5 separate regions of the Homo sapiens genome follow, and regions 2, 3, 4 and 5 are each linked to region 1. Evidence: chromatin contacts called from ENCODE Hi-C or POLR2A ChIA-PET data. All regions are on one chromosome and are shown on one strand. Each heading gives the region's core, a stretch centred on a gene start or an enhancer-like site at or near the end of the contact. The rest is flanking DNA. Distances are from core to core; before and after follow the strand shown.

Region 1 (2,658 bases), core at 52-2,551:
CCTCCCGGGTTCACGCCATTCTCCTGCCTCAGCCTCCCGAGTAGCTGGGACTACAGGCGCCCGCCACCACGGGCTAATTTTTTGTATTTTTAGTAAAGACGGGGTTTCACCGTGTTAGCCAGGATGGTCTCGATCTCCTGACCTCGTGATCCACCCGCCTCGGCCTCCCAAGTGCTGAGATTACAGGTGTGAGCCACCGCGCCCAGCCTTGTAGTTTTTTACTTGCTAAACTGGCAATCTGATCTTGAGGCCATCCACAGCTTTCCTAGGTTCACAGTATAGAGTAAGAATTTATATAGACTGAAGAAGATTAAGAGTGTTTATTTTTTGTGGAATTATTTAACCACTTAACACTGAAGTACCAGGTGAAGGGTAAATTGAAATAACTCTTTCCACTTCTTTTAGCTCTAAATATCAATCAGGACATTATTATTATGGCTGTTTTCTGGACTTACATCGTTATAGAGTGACTATGAGTTTGATAGTGTCACCAACAATTATGGCCAATAATTTCCATGGTAAATTCCTAGAACAGAAAGATGTTGCATCAAATTCTTGAAATCGCAGACTTAGGAAATTAAGTTACATAAACAGCAGATGTTCAGGCTGAGGAAGGAAAGAAGCTGAAACAAGTACTCCCAATTATTCAACAATCCCTTGAAGCCGCCACTGTAACTCTGGGAATTGAAATACCATTAAGTCCTATCACGGCCACCACTTAGCCTTTTTTCTCTTACTATTATTTGTAATTCCATAATCAAGCTAGTTTTCCTACGAAGTTCTGGGGCAGGAGTTTTCTTTTTTCGGAAATTTCATTTGGATAAAGAAACATGGTCAAAAAGTTACAACGGTGCAAATGGTTATACAAAGAAAAACAAGTCTCTCTTCTATCGTTACCCCTAGTTCCTGGACCGCGGGTTCTTAACTTGGGTTAGGAACTGCAGTCTAAGGGTTTCTAGAGTAATGTGAATTTTCTCAATGCATAATTTTCAATGTACAGATAATTTTGCTCGTTTGTGGGGAGAGGATCCAAACTTTTACCTGAGCCTCAAAAGGGTCCGTGATGCAGAGAACCTGCTGAAGTAACCGATGGCCCCGAGTGACTCGGAACAGGGGGCGCAGATATCCTGTAATAATTTGTCCCCGTGTGAAAAGTCTACCCCTATCCACTCCACTCCACTCCACTCCGGGGCCGCTTGGAAGGGACGCTCTCCGTGGGAGGCATCCAGCTCTTCCTAAGTTTTCCGCCTGCCGCATTCCTCCCCTCCGGCGCGCCGGCGTGCGCTTACGTCATGACGCCGCACACGCAGCCCCGCCCCTGCAGAGATCAGCGCTGGGACGGAACCCGGGTTCCTCTCGAACCGGGATTGTGACGCTTTTGGCCTGGCTGGCCGCTGTTTTCTGTCCCACTTTTTACTCGGGCCTGCGTCCGCTGCCGCCGTCCCTCAGTTTGCCCCCGGAGGAGGCAGGGCGGCCGTGCCTTCTGCCGTGCGCCCGCGTGGCTGCCACCGCCCCTCCGAATCCTCCGGGGCCGCAGAGGGGTTCGCTACGGAGGGAGGTGGGGGCCTTCGGGAGGAGGAGGCGGAGGAGGCGGAGGAGGAGGGAAGGAAGATGGCGGCCGTGGAACTAGAGTGGATCCCAGAGACTCTCTATAACACCGCCATCTCCGCTGTCGTGGACAACTACATCCGCTCCCGCCGAGACATCCGCTCCTTGCCCGAGAACATCCAGTTTGATGTTTACTACAAGGTATGCGCCGTGGGCCTCCTCTCTGCTCTCCTCCAGCAACCCCGGGGGCCGCACCCCCTTCCACGTCTGCGAACCCCCGCAGTTAACCCCTCACCCCTTCCGGCAGACTTGCCTCCCGAAACGTCTGGTGCGGTGTCTGCATTGCCAGTGGAGAAGCACCCCATCTCCCTATGCCCTGTCTCTTAAGCTTTGGGGCCTTGAAGTAATCTTGGGGAGTCTTGCTCCCTGTTGGTGTTCCCTTCTACACAGTGGCCCTCTTGGGTAGGCCTTTTGCGTGGACTTACTCTATCGCGCCCCTGTCCCACCTAGTCCTTTCCTTCTAGCCCGTATCTTCAGGATATTTTCCATCCTCTCCTTCCAATTAAGTGTCAGCATCAGCTGGACTTTTTTCCGTGCTCCTCCCCCCACCCATTCCTACTTTCTCATCTCGCCGCCTTCCTTCCCCGAGTGTTTTGGTGTTTTTGCTTCGTGTTCCTTCGTTTCTCCTTTCTTTTCCCAATTGGGAAGGAGTTAGGGATTATTGGAAATAATCTGTGTGTTTTATTTGCATATTCTTTAAAGCTTTGATTTTTTTGTGGGAGAGGAGGGGCTCTATACTTGAATTAGGGATTTTGTGAAAATGGGAGTGCTGATCAACTGTTTGAAGAGGACAGGGAGAGATCTTTACTGAAAGAAAAAAACACTTTAGATTATGTTCCTGTGTTTGAAAGTTGCAATCTTGCAGCATTCTTAAATCACTCCCCCTCAAAAATCTGAACAGCAAGTCTCCCAAGCCACTCTCCAAGGAGTTTCAAGGGTAAGTGTCCTTAGATGTGGACTATTTTTGCAGTGTTTTCAGAGTGTGGAGAACTTTATGGACTCAGAGCCTGCCCTTTTCTCTCCCCCACATTTGAATGTGAACACTGGATT
Region 2 (2,658 bases), core at 112-2,611, 890 kb before region 1:
CCCGCCCTGAAGAGCCGGATGAGGGTGGTGAGGAGGGCGGGTCGGAGCCGAGGGGGCCCTCTCCGCTGGAGGAGCGCTGGATCCCCGCCGATCCTTCCCCTATCCCGCCCGTAAGTCCTCACCGTCGAGTGGGCCCCGCGCTCCTAGGGCCGTGCGCCCCGCGCGCTGCGGATGCCAGCCACAGCCCCCTTCGGAGGGGCCCAGGAGGCCGGAGGCCGGCGGCTCACTTCCCGCAGAGAGAACGCGAGGGCCCAGCCCCGCGGGCGCGCAGAAGAGGACAAGCTGGGGTCTGCAGCAGCCTGGAAGGTCGCCGAGCTGGCGCTGCCGGGCGGTTCTGGCAGCAGGGGAGAAGGCCCCACCCCGAGCCTCAAGCCCTCCGCTCAGTGTGTCCGCAGCCCCGGAGTCCCTCGGTCCCTCGGCGGCCTGTGCCGGGCTCCGGACCCGGCTCTGCCTGTGTCGGTGGCTGTGCCTCCGTGCCCCGCTTGCCGGGGTCCGCAGTCTATCTCCCGCTCTCGCCCGAGGCGGGCTGTGAGGCCGCGGCCCGGGCCCTGGCCTGCAGCGCCATCTCGTGGACCTGTGAGGAGTTGCCGAGGCCCGAGGCCTGGGCGGGCTCTGGGTTCGCTCCCACTCGTGCTCCCGGCGGGGAGCTGCGGGAGCTGCCAAGAGGACTCGCTGGGAAACCAGGCGCGGCCGTCAGCGCTGGAAATCGGTGCTTCCGGAGTGGGTTTGGGGTCCCCGGCCCCATCCAATAGGAGGAACAGATATGCGCCTCCGGAGAGCCCAAAAGGAAGTCCAAGTGCAAAACCGCCCCGGGCGTGCTCGGACACGTTCAGCGCCCGGCAACCAGCCTCCACCCCGAAGGCGCTCCCGGGAGGGTGCCCAGGAGACCCGGAGCTCGGGCTTCCTCCCAAGAGGGCGGGGGCTCCCTCCGCTGCCGCCCTGTCCTGCGAGCAGGGAGCGCTCGGCCTCCTGCGGGATCCCGCCTGACCGCCGGTGCTCCGCACCTCGGGGCCAAGGACAGCGAAGGAGGGGGAGGAAGCGGGACTGGATTTTGGGTCCTTCCCAGAGCGGAGGAAGGCAGGCTCGGGGTATAAATCCAGGGCTCGTAGAGGCTGTCCCTCAAGGGGCCGTCCCATAACCGGGAAATAGGGGGTCCCGGCCTCAAGCCGGGGCGCTTGAGCGTGAGAGTCCCGGGGAGAGCGAGGCTGAGCGCGCCCCTCCCGCCCCAGGAGCACCCCACGCAGGAGTTCGCGGTCAGCTGGGGAGGCGGGCCCGGGAGCTGCGGCCTTCGGGAGGGCAGGGCCAGGCCATACCGGTGGCTCCGGTTCTCCACAGCAGCGGCGGGGGAGTGGAGGAGGAAGGGCTTGAGGGCTCGGAAGATTCCGATTAACCCGAGAGGAAATGAGGTCCCCTGGGCCTTGGGATCCGGGCGGCTTAGCCGCTAGGGGTCTCTCGGAGCCCCTGCACTCACACCCTCCATCTCCGAGTTCCTCCGGGAATCGCACGCGCCACCCCACACCGACACGCACAATTCCCTCTTAGACCTCACACGCCCCACACGCGAGAGCCCGAGGCGACAGGCTAGGCCGCCAGCAGGTATCGCCATCGTCCCAGCACTGGCCCTCCTGCCACGCGTGTGCCGGCGGCTCTGCCGTCCAAGGACCCCGGGCCAGGCCCTGAAGGGTTAAGGAGGCCTTGCGGCACCGGAGCGGCGGGTACGCCGGGCGCCTAGGCTAATTGGCGACCCCGGGGACAATGAGGGCTGGGAGGCCGGGGAGGAGGGTGGCTTAATTGGACATGGGAGTGGCCTAGCCTTTGTCTGGGACAAGGCCCAGCCGCCGGCCGCGGGTTCCCGCAGTCGCACTCAGGCTACCAGCTGGGGCCCCGCGGAGCGCCGGGTGGGCGACTCGGAGGGGACATGTGCGGCGGGAGGTGGCGGCGAAAGTGGTGTGGGGGATCTCGAGGCCCTGGAGTCCCACCCCACCCCACCCGGGTTGCTGCAGCAACGACGCGGCCTAAAAACGGCCGCGACTAGGCCGCCCCGCCCGGCCTTCGCAGGCACCCGCCTCCCCCGCGCCCATGCCCGCACCCGCACCCCTCCCGCGACCCTAAGTCGGTGCTGCCCCCTGGTGTCCGCAGCCCTGTACGTAGGCCGCCGCGGGCGCGCAGCCGACTCTCGTCTCCCTCCTAATGTCCTGCTGAAAGTGAGAAGCCGCGGGACGCAAACGCGCCGCTCCTCTAGGAGTATGAGAGGCGTTTCAGCCCAAAGCGACCTCCAGCAAACGCGCTGCCCACGAGCTTCTATTTAGGCTGGAAAACGGGCTTCTCTGTCCCTGTCGGGTTCCCGGACCTGCCCGCAGGTCTGAGGCAGGGAAGCCAGAACCCACCCTCTGGGGTTGGGATACGTTCTACTGCAACCTCCCACTCGTGCACTGGCTGAGTCCCCTCCCTGCTCCAGCCGCATTCGGCGTGGCCTGGGGGCAGCACCATCCTGAAGAGGCGGGCCTGGTTCTCTCTCTCTCGCTCCTTGCAAATGTATCGGCCCACAAAGGCGTCCTGGGAGTCTGGGGGCCCAACTGTCCATTCCACCTTCACCATCACCGTTCCTCCATCTCAACGTCCCTGGTGTTTTGGAAGCCAGCACCCTCCCCAAGCCCC
Region 3 (2,658 bases), core at 44-2,543, 700 kb after region 1:
TCATAAGTCAGATCCCTGAAAGCTTATAAATGAAAAAAAAAATTTTTCAGGAGAAGATTCAGGTCAGGGTACTTATAAAAAGAAAAGAGTGCTCAGCTTGGTGGCTCACTGTAATCCCAGCACTTTGGGAGGCCAAGGTGGGAGGATCACTTGAGCCTATGAGTTCAAGACCAGCCTGGGCAATATAGTGAGACCTCCTCTCTACAAAAAATTTAAAAATTGGCTGAGCATGCTGGCATGCGACAGGAGGTGGGAGGATCACTTGGGCCTGGGAGGCAGATGTTGCTCCAGCCTGGGCAACAGAGCTAGCCCCTGTCCCCGCCCCCACCAAATCTGGATAGCCCAACTTCAGGAGACTGAAAACCTGTGCCCAGAGTTATAAAATTTAATTATGTTCTAAATGAATATCAGGATCTTTAGAATTTTCTTGATTGAATGAGGACCACTGTATGTAAATCAATACATCAAATTTATCCTCTGACCCCAGAGAGTTCTATCAATTGAGATTTGGCCCAGGAGCACAGGAGTAGACTCCTATATAGAAAATGATCCTGTTCTAACTGAAGCCAACAACCGCCTCTTCTGCTGAAGAGACTGAATTTTACATTTAAGGCAATAGTAGGATACACTTTCAGGAATGAAATTAAAGCCCTTCCCTATCCTACTCCCATTACAAGCTGATCTGTTATATGTACAAAAGAGGAAAAGAGGGTGTGGGAGAAGATCAGCAACAAGACAGCCTAGCAATTCCCTTTCTCGGTAACAGTCTTGTAAATAATTCTCCATCTTCAGAAATGTGCACATTTTAGTCAAACATTATAGAGTTAAATTTTCCTTCCTACCCCCTAGGCAGTGATCTAAACAGGCTTAACGGCTAGTATTTTAATGAGTTGTCATTTCCTGTCTGATAAAGATTCTCACAGTATTTAACCACCAGTTTCCCTGGGGACCAACCAATACTAGAGCTCTATTCATAGTGACTCAGAATGGACCTCAGACTCTTGCCCTTATTCAAAAATGACAGATTGCCCTCCACATGAAACTGCCTTTCCTAGTAAGGTAGACTGCTCGGAAAAGGGTGGGGGAGTTTATCATGCAATCTTTCTGAAGAAGCCAAAGGCCATCATGCTGACTCATTAATATCTACAGCCTTTCAGCCCTTTATTAATCCAGAATAAGTAAATGAACAGGTGCTAACTGAAAATAAACACATATTTAACCTAGTAAAAAAGGATCTAGTTATCCTGTGTGACTGGAATGAAAGTGTTATTATCTTTACCATTTAACTGAATAGAACACATGAATCTTTTTGTTTTGTTTTGTTTTGTTTTTGGAGACGGAGTCTGGCTCTATCACCCACGATGGAGTGCAGTGGCGCAATCTCGGCTCACTGCAACCTTCACCTCCCGGCTTCAAGCGATTCTCCTGCCTCAACCCCCTGAGTAGCTGGGATTACAGGTAGGCACCACTACACCCTGCTAGTTTTTGTATTTTTAGTAGAGACAGGGTTTCACCATGTTGGTCAGGCTGGTCTCAAACTCCTGACCTTAAGTGATCCGCCTGCCTTGACCTCCCAAAATGCTGGGATTACAGGCATAAGCCTCTGTGCCTGGCTCAGTATATGAATCTTTGAAGCTGATACTATAAGAAAAAACTGGTAACTGATGTATTCTACTTGCTTTGGATCTGAAATGTGGTAGCCCCCTAATCATGTTTCTTTACATCCAGGATCTTGGAATGGCACCCCAACATAAAATAAATTCAGGATGAAAATCACACACTATACTAGAAAATCTAGGGCTTTCTCATATATACAAGTTTGGACTGACAGTCCCTGGCACCTTCTAAAATTCGTTGTGATTTGACCCCAGGATCTGGGATTAAAACATCTTGAATTTCATTCACATCTGTGCCCTTTCAAATGATTAAAACTTCTTTTGTACTTAAGTTAGTCCATTGTACGCAGAGTGGTATTATGAACACATGACACCATGGGTTTCTTTCTGGCTGTGTAGAAGGAAGACCATGCTTTCTCCAGGTGTATTTTATCAGGTACATTGTTTCTACTGCCTTACAGCATATTTTATCACAAAATAATCTGCAATTGCCCTAGCTTTTGGAGATTTAGCATTATTTTCTGTAAGAATCAGATTGGAGGTTAGACTTCCTTATCATTAGCAGCTACTCTTTGAAATAAGCTAACATTAAAGAGAAGCTCTAGAGAACAAAACCTCATTTCAGAAGGCAGACTTGAGCAGCAGGAGAAAAGCAGGCATTTGTGCTGATGAATGTGGCCAGAGCTAAAGGAGTGGTCTATAAGGACTAGGTAAAACTGATTGGTTGCCAAAACAAAACTCTGTTAAAAATCAACTGATTGCATTTATAGAAAATGACAGACTGGTGGCAGCTTTTTTTTTTTTTTTTAAAGAGGTTGTGTCTCTTGCCTCAGCCTCCCAAGTAGCTGGAACTACAGGCGAGTGGCACTGCACCTGGCCCCAGTGGCAGCTTTTTTTTGGGAACAGGATCTTGCTCTGTTGCCCACTCAAGAGTGCAATGGCACAAACACGACTCACTGCAGCCTTGACCTCCCGGGCTCAAGCAATCTTCCTGCCTCAACCTTCCGAGTAGCTGGGGCCACAGTAGCTAATTTTTAAATTT
Region 4 (2,658 bases), core at 105-2,604, 610 kb before region 1:
ATGTGGCTGGCATGTGGCTTATGGAAGCAACATGGTCAGATGGAATGAGTACAGGCTTTGAAACTAGACAGAAGCCGAGTCATGTATCCCTTGATATATGCTTGCTAGTTACCTCGATTTTAAGCAATTTGCTGAATCTTTTTGTGTCTGCATTTCCAAAAAGTTAAGAAGAGATAAACAAATCAACTTCCCAGGTTTGAAGTCAGCATTAAATAAGATATATATATTTGGCATCAATGAGTACAGTATATGACAAAATCAGTTGCACTGGTGGCCACTGAGGAAAACAAATGGAAACCACCTCATAATAATGCCACTAATAATAACTAATAGTAAACCAATACTTTTTTTAAAAAAGTTTTATTGAAATGTAATTCATAATTCTTACATTTGATGTATACAATTCAATGTGAATCAACTATCTGAATAATTCAACATTTTCTCAGCACCCACCAGGGTCTGGTTACTGCTGGTTTCCAGGGTAGTGGTTCTTAAATGGGGACAATTGGCTGAGCACAGTGGCTCACACCTGTAATCTCAGGACTTTGGGAGGCCGAGGTGGGTGGATCACTTGAGGCCAGGAATTTGAGACCAGCCTGGGCAACATGGCAAAACCCCATCTCTACTAAAAATGCAAAATTAGCTGCGTGTGGTGGCACACACCTGTAATCCCAGCTACTCAGGAGGCTGAGGTATAAGAATTGCTTGAACCTGGGAGGCAGAGGTTGCAGTGAGCTGAGATCGCGCTACTGCACTCCAGCCTGGGCGACAACATCCAGCCTCCGTCTCTCAATAAATAAATGGGACAATTTTGTCCACAAGGGGACATTTGGCAATATTTGGAGGCATCTGAGGGAAGGGGGCGTGCTGCTATCTAACGGGTAGAGGCCAGGGGTTCTGCTAAACATCCTATATGATGCATAAAACAGCTGCACACAAAGAATTGTCCAGTCCAAAATACCTTCAGTACTTACGCTGAGAAACCCTGTTCTACAGATATAGAGATGAAGAAGAGACAGTATCTGTCTTGAAAAAGCTTACTGTCTAGTGGGTGAATGCAAGGTGGAAACAAAGCTATGTCCAAGATGCTCCAGGTGCAGAGAAGAAGAGGGGATGCTTAAGTAAAAATATTGGAAGATAGGAGCTTGCCATGGGTACTCAGGATGGAAAGAAATGATTTTATGTAGAGGGAAGAGCACGGGAAAACATTTAAATAGGTGCAAAGCATTTTGGAGTCTAAGAGGTGCTAGTAGTTGAGAATTGTTAGAGCTCAGGCTGCCGGTCGCGGGGAAGGCAGGCGCGAAGGGGTGCAGGGAAGAAGGAGGAGGCGGCGGCAGTGGCGGTGGCCATGGCAGAAGCGGAAACAGGAGCAGCAGCAGCAGCAGCAGCGGCAGGAGAGGCACACAGGAGCCAGATCCTAAAGGCTTTGTATGCCACATTAGGAAAGAATTTGGAATACAGCTTCTGTTTGGAAAACATTTTCTGTAACCAGCCCGACAGTAAGTATCTTTAGGCCGCACGGTCTCTGTTACAGCTGCTCAACTCTGCCATCATAGGGAGAGCAGCCATAGATAATACATAAGTGAACAGACATGACTCTGTTGCATTAAAACTTATTTATGAGCCTGACATGTGAATTTCATGTGATTTTCAGGTTTCATAAAATCTTCTTTTGATGTTTTTCCTCCCATTTAAAAATGTGAGAACTGTTCTAGCCCGTGGGCTGCATATAGACAGGGGGTGGCAGTAGTCTGCTAAGCCCTTCTATGATGTACACACAGGACCTCAAGGTGACAAGTCAGCTAGCTGATCAGTTAAAAAATGAAGCAGGGCATTTTCCTACAGATCTTTGGAAGTACTGACTGTCTTCTGGCTATTTCCAGCTAAATAACAAATGCACATGGGCCTAAATTTTGTCATTAGCTTGTTTGTAATACTTACAATGAAATGGTATGCTAATTCAAAGGAATAAAAAGCTTATTTCAGGCCACTGTGGTGAAATGACATTTACCTAATGCAGATATAAATTTTGTGTTAATTAGTGAGCACTTGACACTGATGTAATTTGATTAGTGTGGCAAAGTCAGTCTTAAACTTGCTCCCTAGTACTAACAGAATATGTCTTTGAATTAAGAAAATTAGGGCTAAGTGACAAAAAGTACCAGATAATAAGAAACCAAGTCTGTACCATTTATAATCATCTGTTATAATAAAGATAATACTAATGGCCTTATCATGTCATTATAAGAAGCATGAAACAGGGCACTTCACACGTCGCAGTTTAGGTGACCTCACTGTCTCAGTTCCGATTTGATCTCAAGTCGGATTCTAAAGTCTTCAAACTACTGGAAACCTCATATGTTTAATTTGGAACTATTTTCAAGCAAGAACTCTAATAACATTCCAGTTTTGAAGAAATACTGTATATCACTTTTACTGACTTGTACAAATGTTTTATTTCAAAAAAAAACAAAACAACAATCTAAGAGAAAAGTAGAGTATTAACCATTTGAAATCTTAAAACCCGTGTTTTGGATCTTTGATGTGGCTGACTCTTCATGAATAATTCTAGTTCTGTGATTTGGAGATGTTACTTAACTTTTCTTAGGAACAAAAAACTGATGTCAAAAAGGATTGTTTTGAAGGTTAAATGAGGTG
Region 5 (2,658 bases), core at 99-2,598, 560 kb after region 1:
CTCAAACTCCTGACCTCAAGTGATCCTCCCGCCTCGGCCTTCCAAAGCGCTGGGATTACAGGGGTGAGCCACCACGCCAGGCCTAAACCTTTTTTTTTTTAGACGGAGTGTCGCTCTGTTGCCAGGCTGGAGTGCAGTGGCTAATCCCGGCTCACTGCAACCTCCGCCTCCCGGGTTCAAGCGATTCTCCTGCCTCAGCTTCCCGAGTAGCTGAGATTACAGGCACGCACCACCACACCCGGCTAATTTTTGTATTTTTAGTAGAGACGGGGTTTCACCATATTGGCCAGGATGTGGCCACGATCTCTTGACCTTGTGATCCACCCGCCTTGGCCTCCCAAAGTGCTGGGATTACAGGTGTGAGCTACCACTCCCCTCCTCAGCTTCGTTTTCTTAATGACCTTTTAATTTTAGAACAGTTTTAGATTAACAGAATTTATTTTATTTATTTATTTTTTGAGACCGAGTCTCACTCACTCTGTTGCCCAGGCTGGAGTGCAGTGGCACGATCTTGGCTCACTACAAACTCCACCTCCCGGGTTCAAGTGATTCTCGTATGCCTCAGCTTCCCGAGTATCTGTAGCGGGGATTACAAGTGTGAGCCAACGCCCCCGGCTAATTTTTGTAGTTTTAATAGAGACGGGTTTCACCATGTTGGCCAGGCTGGTCTCTACCTCCTGAGCTCAAGTGACCCGCCCGCCTCGGCCTCCCAAAATACTGGGATTACAGGTGTGAGCCACTGCGCCCGACCTAAACTTCGTTTTCTTAATAACCTTTTAATTTTAGAACAGTTTTAGATTAACATAATTATTTTGAGGGCAGTAGGGTCCTCTATACCCCACGCAAGACAGGTTTTTCAACTCTAACTTCTACTTCCACCCCACGCAGACTCTCCGCACCTCTCTCCTCTCATCTCGGGTTCTGACAAGGCCTGATCCTCACAGCCCAAATTCACGATTGTGAGGAAAGGTCAGCTCAGACCAAACGTCACCGCCCAGACAGACACAACTAGGTCAGGCGTCAAGCTCGCGGACATCCGAGCCCGGAAACCCTAACACTCCTCCAGGGGTAGGTTCTCCAAGCCTGAACATTTTTAACCTCAAAACGCCCAGGATCTCGGAGGCGTGTGGTGGATGCCACATAAATACATAACACATAACAACGACTTATTATTTAGCGCCAGGCCTGAAGGCCGTTCTCAGGCGCAGCTCGCTTGTTCTCGCTGCCAAAACACCCCGGCAGCCGTGAGCTCTCCACTCGGCGCGGTGCGGGGGCGGGGCTAGGAGGTGGAGCCGGGGCAGGGCGCGCGCGCGCGCGTGAGAACGTCCGGGGAGCGCGCGCGCCGCCGCCGTTGCCGCCGGGCTGAGAGAAGAGCTTGCGGGGTTTGCGGTTGATGGCCCCGACTGAAGGGCTGGAGGCGGTGTATGCCGCTGTTCTTGCTGTCGCTCCCGACACCTCCGTCCGCTTCTGGTCATGAGAGGTTAGGCCTGGGGGAAGCGGGCAGAGGAGGAGGCGGCGAGGGGCCGCGGCGCAGGGGGCTCTGGGGAGAATAGGCACTCGAGGCTCGGACGTGGGTGGAGAACTCTGCCCTCGGAGATTCCGGAAGAGTTGTGTTGAATTTTCTTCCCTTTTTTCTCCTCTTTCTTGTCTGTGCATGAAGGAAAGTGGGAGGGTTCTATGTTATTTATAGAAAAGACACTGAAAGCCTGCTGTCCAACGTCGCTCTTCAGTTTTGACGAAATAACACCCGTGGCGTCGGGGCCTCGGTGAAAGCCTTTAGTGAAAAGCACTGAAACCCAAACCGCCAGACACGGTGACTGCACCACTGTTCAGTCCTGGGAGTGAAATAGAATGACACAGAACATTCCCTGACGTTAACTCTAGCCTCCTCCTAGACAAACGGGAAAAGCACGGCAGTGTGGGATAGCCTCTGCGTTTTGTCAGCTGGGATTCCGACTCTGTTCTTCTGTTTCTAGGAGGTCCACACTGGATCATTTATTAGAGAGATCTTTCTCTGCTAGAGTCCTCTTTCCTCACACCCCTCCCTCCGTAATACACACACCACCGACGGTGGCATTTTATTGGGCGGACTGTGTAACTGCTTATTCAGACTAAAGAGTTACCTAGCAATTACGTGGTGACTCTCCAAAGTATCTATGCTTTAAATGTATTTAGGTAACATTCTTTTGCGCGGGGAGGTAATATTATTGGTGGCACCATTAATTATTGGAAACTTTATGAGCTTTGGGAAAGCTGCTTGAGCAGAAAATCTAATTTGTAGGTCACCTAAGTGCAGTGTTTATTATTAGTTACCTATGATGATAATAAGGCATTAAGATTTAATGTTGTTTTTTTTCCTAACATTTCCAACCATTAAAAAATACTGGCTCACTCTTCCTTATGAAACTTCTTTGATGTAGAATCTACATCAGAGATGAAACTGCACCATTTGGGAAAAGTAAATGTACCAGAGTACCCAGTGAGGACTGGTGCTCATTAACATCTGCTGGGTACCCATACTTCATGACTGTTTTGCGGATGCCTTCTGCCATTAGAGAACTGGAAGCATTTGCAGCTCAACTTTTTTTTTTTTGGTGCAAATGTTCCCTAAAAGATCATTTGTGTAGGGCAGCAGAGCCTTGGCATTAAGGGAGAAGG

What was found. Hi-C counts contacts between places; a loop is a spot of excess contacts on that map. ChIA-PET counts read pairs that join two places held with the same protein, here RNA polymerase II (POLR2A). Pooled maps may share reads with other maps.
Region 2: a loop to region 1 is called in a map of transverse colon, with 6 times the contacts of the local background. The contact joins the promoter of LINC02875 here to the promoter of APPBP2 in region 1. A Hi-C loop is called at or near these places in 2 of 168 maps with a recorded cell type or tissue (ascending aorta and transverse colon) and 7 of 50 pooled maps.
Region 3: POLR2A ChIA-PET joins it to region 1 with 10 read pairs in H1. The contact joins the enhancer-like site here to the promoter of APPBP2 in region 1. POLR2A ChIA-PET finds 5 or more read pairs at or near these places in 2 of 52 experiments (H1 and OCI-LY7).
Region 4: a map of naive thymus-derived CD4-positive, alpha-beta T cell shows a loop between it and region 1 (10-fold over the local background). The contact joins the promoter of BCAS3-AS1 here to the promoter of APPBP2 in region 1. A Hi-C loop is called at or near these places in 1 of 168 maps with a recorded cell type or tissue (naive thymus-derived CD4-positive, alpha-beta T cell) and 4 of 50 pooled maps. POLR2A ChIA-PET finds 5 or more read pairs at or near these places in 1 of 52 experiments (activated T-cell).
Region 5: a loop to region 1 is called in a pooled map, with 6 times the contacts of the local background. The contact joins the promoter of RNFT1 here to the promoter of APPBP2 in region 1. A Hi-C loop is called at or near these places in 7 of 50 pooled maps. POLR2A ChIA-PET finds 5 or more read pairs at or near these places in 2 of 52 experiments (OCI-LY7 and naive thymus-derived CD8-positive, alpha-beta T cell).

What each region holds. Positions count from the first base shown.
Region 1 is chr17:60,524,885-60,527,542 of GRCh38, reverse strand. APPBP2 (amyloid beta precursor protein binding protein 2) reads left to right here and starts at 1,301. Exons shown (of 13, transcript NM_006380.5): 1 at 1,301-1,749. The coding sequence starts at 1,612. RefSeq lists a silencer at 1,472-1,611 and enhancers at 1,692-1,961, 1,682-2,390.
Region 2 is chr17:61,410,454-61,413,111 of GRCh38, reverse strand. LINC02875 (long intergenic non-protein coding RNA 2875) reads right to left here and starts at 1,361. Exons shown (of 1, transcript NR_160788.1): 1 at 1-1,361. RefSeq lists silencers at 355-414, 435-494, 2,015-2,184 and an enhancer at 2,064-2,646.
Region 3 is chr17:59,827,791-59,830,448 of GRCh38, reverse strand. The region is part of intron 10 of VMP1 (vacuole membrane protein 1); the gene reads right to left. Among named protein-coding and RNA genes, the nearest start is that of MIR21, 12 kb to the left of the region's middle. RefSeq lists an enhancer at 481-670. Within about 2 kb of position 1,293, at least 23 of the 41 ENCODE cell types and tissues checked have a DNase peak (open chromatin) inside an H3K27ac peak, as active enhancers do; they include OCI-LY7, where a contact is called at or near this core.
Region 4 is chr17:61,134,708-61,137,365 of GRCh38, reverse strand. It overlaps BCAS3-AS1 (BCAS3 antisense RNA 1), which reads left to right and starts at 1,354. Exons shown (of 6, transcript NR_186507.1): 1 at 1,354-1,499. All of the region lies in intron 22 of BCAS3 (BCAS3 microtubule associated cell migration factor), which reads right to left.
Region 5 is chr17:59,963,430-59,966,087 of GRCh38, reverse strand. It overlaps RNFT1 (ring finger protein, transmembrane 1), which reads left to right and starts at 1,348. Exons shown (of 9, transcript NM_016125.4): 1 at 1,348-1,480. The coding sequence starts at 1,425. It overlaps RNFT1-DT (RNFT1 divergent transcript), which reads right to left and starts at 992. Exons shown (of 4, transcript NR_110815.1): 1 at 900-992. It also overlaps the pseudogene TBC1D3P1-DHX40P1. RefSeq lists an enhancer at 978-1,247 and a silencer at 1,278-1,407.